Linked DNA regions of Homo sapiens: region 2 is linked to region 1. Evidence: chromatin contacts called from ENCODE Hi-C or POLR2A ChIA-PET data. All regions are on one chromosome and are shown on one strand. Each heading gives the region's core, a stretch centred on a gene start or an enhancer-like site at or near the end of the contact. The rest is flanking DNA. Distances are from core to core; before and after follow the strand shown.

Region 1 (4,112 bases), core at 822-3,321:
CATTTGAAAATTATAAATTGCATAAAGTTCTATAAATCAGATTTTTGCTCTTTTGTGCTTTTTTCCCAATCTTTATACAACTTTTAAGGGTATAAATATATTTCATAATGTACTCATTTGATTATCTTCTCCCGTCTCCTCCTACGCCTATTGTCTAGAAGAGGAAATGAGAGGTGAAATAGTCCCAAAGGCAGACAGAGGCAGAATGGAGAATCAAGATGGTTAACTCCAAAATAGTTACGAATGGTCTATATTGTCTTTGTGTAGAAAGGAGTAGTGAGGCCCCGGGGCGGCATTGTTGAATTTGGCAAGAGCTGGACTCAAATAAATTGGGGGAAGGAAGACCAGCAGCTTCTCCAAGAACCTCATTTTTACAGCAGCCAGACCTTCCTTTCAATTATAGCTATTATTTAAAGCATGCTTGTTTCCTGGTATTTGTGCAGAATGAGTATTCCTAGGCTCTCATGCAGGTTACTCCACACTCAGGGAGCAAATTATTATAGATACAGAATTATAGCTCAATTAGACTTGTGCTCCCACTGTAGAGAGATTTTGTTTCAAATGTCATCCAGTGAAAAAGAAGTCATCCATGGCTGCCTGATCACCAGATCCAGTGACTTTCTACATTTGACCTCTCTCCATTATGGACCTACCCTTAACAATTTATCTTCTGTGGCTTTTGGCAAAGAGGCCTCCTTCTGCCCTGCCTCTGACTCTCCCTCCTTTCTTCATGGTTGGCTCCTTCCTGTTTTCATCGTCTATGGTTGACTCTTTTACCCTCTTCTTCTTTTCAGTAATGACAGCAACAGTAATAAATGAAAAGCACTAAATGAGCCCAGTGGGTATTTGCTGTGTGCTAGGCACTATGCTAAATACTGTGCCTACATCTTCCTTAATCCTCACACAACTGTCTATGGTGAACATTGTCATCATTGCTGTTTGTGGAGGCAAAACTTTTGAGCTTCAGAGAGGCAAAGTCACTTGCCCAAGATTTCACAGCTCAGAAAATTCCAGACTCCAAGGCTAGGGCTGCCAGCAGTTGCTCTCTGCAGGCCAGCTTCTCTCTTTCCAGCTTCCTTGTCTGCCCGCAGCTCTCCCTCCTCCTTGACTGTGCACAGCCCCTATCTGGATGCCTGGTTAAACCTCAACCCACTCTATTCCCATGTTTCCCCTGGGGGTCTTGATTTCCCAGTCACCCAGGTGCCTCCTGAGCCCCCGGGATCTTAGTACCTTCTTTCTCTTCCAGGGCATCTCTTCTTTAAAATCATATGAAGTGCTTTTTAAGTGTTTTCCTCAAACATTGTAAACAAATTAATGATGAGTCCCTCCTGCCCTTTTAAAGTGAGGAGGGCTTCTTTTTGAACTTTGGGTTGCTAATACTTTCTTGAGATGAATACTTTATTTTCTCAGTTGCTTGCACATATTTGAGGATAGCAGTGTAAAAATGGGGTTGGAAAGAAAGTTTGACAACCCTTCCTGTTTTTAATATTTATGGGGGACCTGTTGTGGACTACGGTGAGTGAGTGCCAGTCGTTATGGGACTCACTGTGTAGCACTCCAGCCCCATCCCATTTATATAGATGGTGGTTACCTCCAAATGGCTTCATCTACTGGTTGAACTTGAGAACTCCAATAGGATCTTGGAGGGCAAGTGTGTGTGTGTGCACACTACTCAGTGGCATGCTTCTGAATTGCCTTTTTAGCTTGTTAAAAATAAAGGTTCAGCTTGGTGCGGTAGCTAACGCCTGTAATCCCAGCTACTTGGGAGGCTGAGATGGGAGGATCCTTTGAGACCAGGAGCTCAAGACCAGCTTTTAAGACCAGCCTGGGCAATATAGCAAGAACCCTGTCTCTTTATAAAAACAAGACGGGCAGGATTCTTGGGCCTCATCCTACAGCACAGCTTTAGTAAGCTGGGTTGACAGAGTCCTGGCGTCAGTATATTTGGAAACAATAAGTCTGATGAACATCCCCCTCGTTAAGAATCCCTGAGACCAACTTTCATTTTACAGATGAAAAAACTGAGACCGGTAGGGGTAAAATGCCACAGTCATGATCATGCCGCTAGTAGGTGGCAGAGTGCCATCTACAATTCATTTGTCATCTGAGCTTGACTGGGGCTCCTCTTACCACTTCCTCCCCATTTGAGAACTTGATGATTTATTTATTTTTTTTTTTCTTGAGATGGAGTCTCACTCTGTCGCCAGGCTGGAGTGCAGTGGCACGATCTTGGCTCACTGCACCCTCCACCTCCTGGGTTCAAGCAATTCATCTGCCTCAGCCTCCCATGTAGCTGGGACTACAGGCGCCTGCCACCACGCCCAGCTAATTTTTGAATTTCTAGTAGTGACAGGATTTTGCCATGTTGGCCAGAATGGTCTCAATCTCTTGACCTCGTGATCCGCCTGTCTCGGCCTCCCAAAGTGCTGGGATTACAGGTGTGAGCCACCATGCCTGGCCATGGCTTGATGATTTATTAACCTAGCCCTACCTTGGATTCTGAGCCCACCCTGTCAAGCATTATGTTAGCTCTGGGGGCATTACTATACTTACAGGAGCTTAAGGTGGTGGTTTTATATATGTATATTCTGCTCTTGATTTTTACATGAGAACTCAGGCCATTGGCTACACTGTTCTTCTTGTTTATACAGTGAAGTCTTGTGTCATGAAGCTGAAGGAGGCAAACTGCTGGTGGGGTACCATGGACACTTTGATTTACCCACCAAATAGATACTGAGCTGCCAGCCTTGGGCATCTTCTGGCCTTCATGGAGCTGGTAGCCTGGTGCCCCTTTGGAGTCTCAGTCAGTGAGGTTGGGAGGACAGAGAAGGAGAGGCAGAGAGTGTCTGGCGCAGGAGAAGCTTGGTCGGGGGGGCTTTGTGGAGAAGGTGGGGCTCTTACCCTGAGTCCTGAAAGACAGGCAGGACTTGAGGAGGCAAAAGGGAATCTTGGAGAATAGAACAGTAAGGGTCAAGGCTGAATATTTAATGGTACCTTGCATTTGGGATGAGAGGAGGCAGCACAGATGAATGGAGGAACCCTGGAAAACCATGGTGTGTTAGCTGGGAACAACTGCAAGTTCTGTGGTCACTTGGAAGATTAGCCAGTTCTATCAGTACCAGTTTTAGGAGCTTGGACAAGTTGTGTAACTTCTCAGAGTCTCAGTTCCCTCATCTGTTCAAAAATATATTTTTAAGTGGTTCTTCTAAAAGAATTGTGCAAGTTAGACTTAGCAGTCAGGACTTTAAATACTGAGTCTTTATGTAATGTGAGCTTATTTATTTGTAATTTTTTGTACTTTCCCCACTAGTTGCTTTTGATGCTCCACAGTCCTTTCATATCTTCATGAGTTTGTGCTCATGGTTCTTTCCACCTGGAAACGCTCCCCTCTAGCCTCCAACATCTATTTCGAATCTTCCAGTAGTTCCATTAGAACTTCCTCTGTCTGCAGCTTCTCAGATGACCTCAGGCACAGTTCGCTTCTGGCTGTATTTTTTTTTCTTCCTTCTCTTACAGCCCTTAGATTATATTCTCCTTATCAGTTTGTTCTTAAGGCTCCTGCACTAGCCTTGAGCTCCCAAAGAGCAAGGGCCTGGCTCATATTCACCTGGCACAAAGTCAGCTCCTCAGCTACCCTTAGTTGAATGCAACAGCCCCTTGCTGTGTCTCGCGACTTCAGCCACCTTGCATGCTATACTCAGATCTACCATGGACATGGTTATGGGAAAGGAGCCACAGAAAACAGTAGCCTTAATGTGTCCTTCACAGAACAGAACCCTGGGCTTTTGGATTAGGTTTAGATCCATGCATAGGAAGCCTCTAGTGTAAAGAGTTCCTGGCAGGAGAATATGGCAATCTAAATGTTGCGCAGGAAAAGCCCTGGGATATCTGATTTTTGCATAGTGCTAAGAGTTTCATTTTCATACACTTGACAGAGCATTTATCTGTCTTCTTTACAGCCTGGTTGATGATCGTTGTGTTGTACAGCCAGAAACCGGGGACCTTAACAATCCACCTAAGAAATTCAGAGGTAAGGTGGTGGCTTTCCTGGAGTAGTCACCTTGACTCACTTGAAAATTCTTGAAGTGTGTTGTTGGTGTGTGTGTGTGTTT
Region 2 (4,112 bases), core at 744-3,243, 540 kb after region 1:
TTACCCCAACAACCACAGTGAGAGATGCCAAGAAGGAGGCACCTCCAACAGAGCAGTATAAGAGTGAGTGAAGGCCACCCCGCCTAGTCTGGGGGTTCATGGACAACTTCTCCGAGGAAATGATATTTGAGCCAAGACCTGAAGGGTGAGCAGAAATTAGCCAGGCAAAGAATGTGTGGTGGGGACGTGGGTGGGGAAGCTTAGCATTTTTGAGAAATAAGGAAATGGCCAGTGTGGCTGAAGCTCTGAACGCAAAGGGGAGAGTGATGTGGTGTGGGGCTGCAGAGGTGGCCAGGAGCCAAGGCTGGCCTAATTTCCTCTCACTTTGTGTGTCTCCTCTTTAATTCTTTTTTTTTTTTTTTTTTGAGACAGAGTCTCACTCTATTGCCCAGCTGGAGTGCAGTGGCTCAATCTCAGCTCACTGCAACCTCCTCCTTGGTTCAAGCAACTCTGCCCGTGTAGCTGGAATTACAGGCGTGTGCCACGACGCCCAGCTGATTTTTGTATTTTTAGTAGAGACGGGGTTTCATCAAGTTGGTCAGGCTGGTCTCGAACTCCTGACCTCAAGTAATCCACCCACCTCAGCCTCCCAAAGTGCTGGGATTACAGGTGTGAGCCATGGCACCCATCCTGCTTCTCTTTAATTCTTATTTGTCCAATTCTTAGAGGGGAGGAAGCAGGCCTGCCCTACCTGTCATGGGGCCGCAGGTTTTCATGTCAATGGAGTGCTCCCATGGGAGTGCTCCTGAGCCCTCCTCCCAGGGATTTCTGGTGCCCGGGAGCACTCTGTCTCCTTTGGTCTCTTCTAACCATTGCTGGGGCTGCGTGGCTTTCTCCCAGGGGCTCAGCTGCACTCCCACGTGCTGATCCCAGTGCTTCCTTGCTCAGAGATTTCAGAAGCCTTGGTTCAGTTACTCTGGTGATCTGACTTCCTCTTCTTGCAACTAGCACTGCCTGTGATCTTGTGTCCCAGTAAAAAAACCAAGTCCCCTCTTCCTACCTCAGCTCCAGTAACAGGCTCCCCCTCTTGTTTTCGTTCATAGTAGTGAGAACGGCTACTTGCCATAGGTCCCTTCTTCATCAGTTCATTCAACTAAAGTTGATTGTGTGACTTGGTGTCAAGTACTTACGGGTACAAAGGTGAGCAAAGCTGGAGAGGACCCTGCCCCTGAGCGGCTTACAGGTCACCCATGCTAAGCACTTTCCCTGTGATCTCACTAAAATTTCGCAACAACTGTACTCAATATGGGCTGTTATTTGTGCCCATTTTATAGATGAGGAAGCTGAGTCAAAGAGAGGTTAAACAACGGGCCTGGCTGGGCACAGTGGCTTATGCCCATAATCCCAGCACTTTGGAAGGCCAAGGTGGGCAGATCACTTGAGGTCAGGAGTTTGAGACCAGCCTGGCCAACATGGTGAAACCCTGTCTCTACTAAAAATAGAAAAAAAAATTAGTCAGGCGTGGTGGTGGGCGCCTATAATCCCAGCTACTCAGGAGGCTGAGGCAGGAGAATCTAGTGAACCTGGAAGGTGGAGGCTACAGTGAGCTGAGATTGCACCACTGCAATCCAGCCTGGGTGACAGAGAAAGACTTTGCCTCAAAAAAAGTACAATGGGCCCAACCAAGGTCACACTTCTCGTCAGTGGTGGAGCTAGAATTTGAACCTCTCTGATCCCATCTGATCCCATAGCCCAAGTTCTTTATAAAATTTTAAAATATGTTTTATTTTATTTTTTATAGAGACAGGGTCTTGCCATGTTGCTCAGGCTAGTCTCAAACTCCTGGGCTCAAGCAATCCTCCCACCTTGGCCTTTCAAAGTGCTGGAACTATAGGGCATGAGCCACCATGCCTTGTCCCAAAACTTAAGTTCTTAACGAGTGCTCACTGTCTCCTCCACCCATCTCTTTGTCTGTGAATTTCTGGAAGTATCCTGAGACTGTGATTCTTCTATAACTGGGGCCTTGTCTTGGGAGTGGAACCCTGCTCTATACCCCTTCCTCTTCTGTGGCTACAGCTCACCTTCCTGTTCTTACATACCCTGTTGTGTCCTGCAGGGCCTCTCCGTCCCACTCATCTCTTTGCCTAGTTTCTTCCTTTTACAACCTATTTCCTTAGCACTGTGTGCTCTTTGGAGCTGGAGTTTCACCGGGTGCCTGAGGCTCAGCCTATAGCTCAAAGGGGCAGTTGTTTTTTTCTTTCCTGGAGGTATCTGCAAGTCTTCACAGTCCACTCCACTCGCCTGCTGCTAACCCTTTGATTCCAAGCTGAGTGATAGGGTATGTGGTAGGGATTGTGGTAACCCAAGGAACTATTGAAAGACCTGAAGTTCTCCTACAACTTATGACTTCAAGGAAGTGTTTCTCAAAGAGGGTGGTACCATCCTTAGGGGATGTTTACTTGTGAGGGTACTTTTGGTTGTCACAGGATTGTAGGGGTGTGGCGGTGGAGATGGGGAAGTCTGATGTCCTATTTGCTTTGAGGGCCAGTGAGAAACTGGCTTATGGGGCAAAAACGGACTTGTATCCCCCAAGATTTGTAATGTCCTACCAGACATTGTGCAAGTAAAAAACATTTTTCATTCTCTGAACCTAGATCCTAACTCTTTTTTTTTTCATATAAACACAAACACCAAACTTCCCAGGAATGCTGCTACTGTGGAAATAGAAGGAAGGCCCTCGGACTTCACCATGACTTGTTTGCCATTTTGGAAAATGATGTCATTGACAGCAGCACCACCCTTGGAATCTGAGCCGATAGTGCCATGCAATTGTACCAGTCGTCACTTACAGCTATTTCATTCATGGAGACTTTAGGTATGCCTAACTGACCATTATTTTGAAATAGCAGATTTAAAGTAAAAGGGTCAGCAGTATTTTTTGAATATTGTCTCACTACTCTGAAATTCAGATGCACTTATTTAAAGTAGATGGCAAACATCTGACTACTTCACCATCTTCCTGTACGGTCAGAGTCATGCTTGAAGATTTTCATACTGAAATACATGTTGTTGTACTATAAGTTATTTTCATTTATTTCTCCTTCATATGACAGCCAGGACTTTATATTTATTTTTAGATATTATGTGTATCAGTAGATTTTACTATCTATCAGGTTCAATTCAGGGTAGCAAAGGCAATGCTACAAAAACATTTCTCTTAAGAAATTGGCTGGGTGCAGTGGCTCATGCCTATAATGCCAACAGTTTGGGAGGCAGAGACGGGTGGATCACTGAAGGTCAGGAGTTCGAGACCAGCCTAGCCAACATGGTGAAACTCCGTCTCTACTAAAAATATAAAAATTAGCTGGGCGTGGTGGCGCATGCCTATATTCCCAGCTGAGGCAGGAGAATTGCTTGAACCCAGGAGGCAGAGGTTGCAGTGAGCTGAGATCGCACCACTGCTCTCCAGCCTGGGCAACAGAGTGAGACTCTGTCTCAAAAAAAAAAAAAAAAAAAAAAAAAAAAGAAAGAAAAAAAAAGAAATAGGGACTGTGGCCAGACTAAAAACCAGAGTTTTAAGGAAATGAAATTACTCTTTTTTGCAGACATTTGTGCAGGTAAAAAACTTATTTTTTGAACCTAGATCCTAACTCTTTTTTCAATATAAACACAAACATCAAGCACTACTGTCGCCACTGCACTCCAGCCTGGGCGACAGAGCGAGACTTTGTCTAAAAAACAAACAAACAAACAAAAAAAGAACTTGAAGCCATATTTTTTTTGGTGCTGGAATTTATACACGAAAATACAGGACGATCCCATCAAAGCTTGCTTGGCAATCCATGTGGAAGCATGGAGACCAAATCAGAGGCATTGCCAGTGTCCAGGCAGGAGAGGATGGCAGCTTGGATGACGGAGGTGCTGTGGAGATGGGGAGAAATAAGTGGATTTAAGATGTCTTGTGGAGGTAGAACCAATAGGATTTGCTGATGGAGTGATGCATGCGTGTGTGTGCGCGCATGTGTGTGTGTGTGTCTGTGTTACAATGGGATCACTAAAGCGTCACACCTAGGATTCATGCCTGAGAAACTATGTGGAGGGTAATCCTATTTATAGAAATACGGAAGATGGCAAAGAACAAATTTGGCAGGCAGAGGGGTCAGGGAAGTGAG

What was found. Hi-C counts contacts between places; a loop is a spot of excess contacts on that map. ChIA-PET counts read pairs that join two places held with the same protein, here RNA polymerase II (POLR2A). Pooled maps may share reads with other maps.
Region 2: a map of naive thymus-derived CD4-positive, alpha-beta T cell shows a loop between it and region 1 (5-fold over the local background). The contact joins two enhancer-like sites. A Hi-C loop is called at or near these places in 1 of 168 maps with a recorded cell type or tissue (naive thymus-derived CD4-positive, alpha-beta T cell), 1 of 37 single-sample maps with no recorded cell type and 9 of 50 pooled maps. POLR2A ChIA-PET finds 5 or more read pairs at or near these places in 1 of 52 experiments (T-cell).

What each region holds. Positions count from the first base shown.
Region 1 is chr3:4,517,065-4,521,176 of GRCh38, forward strand. ITPR1 (inositol 1,4,5-trisphosphate receptor type 1) reads left to right here. Exons shown (of 62, transcript NM_001378452.1): 4 at 3,960-4,030. Among named protein-coding and RNA genes, the nearest start is that of ITPR1, 26 kb to the left of the region's middle. Within about 2 kb of position 2,072, at least 7 of the 41 ENCODE cell types and tissues checked have a DNase peak (open chromatin) inside an H3K27ac peak, as active enhancers do.
Region 2 is chr3:5,053,483-5,057,594 of GRCh38, forward strand. No RefSeq gene overlaps it. Among named protein-coding and RNA genes, the nearest start is that of ARL8B, 67 kb to the right of the region's middle. RefSeq lists an enhancer at 1,905-1,964. Within about 2 kb of position 1,994, at least 6 of the 41 ENCODE cell types and tissues checked have a DNase peak (open chromatin) inside an H3K27ac peak, as active enhancers do.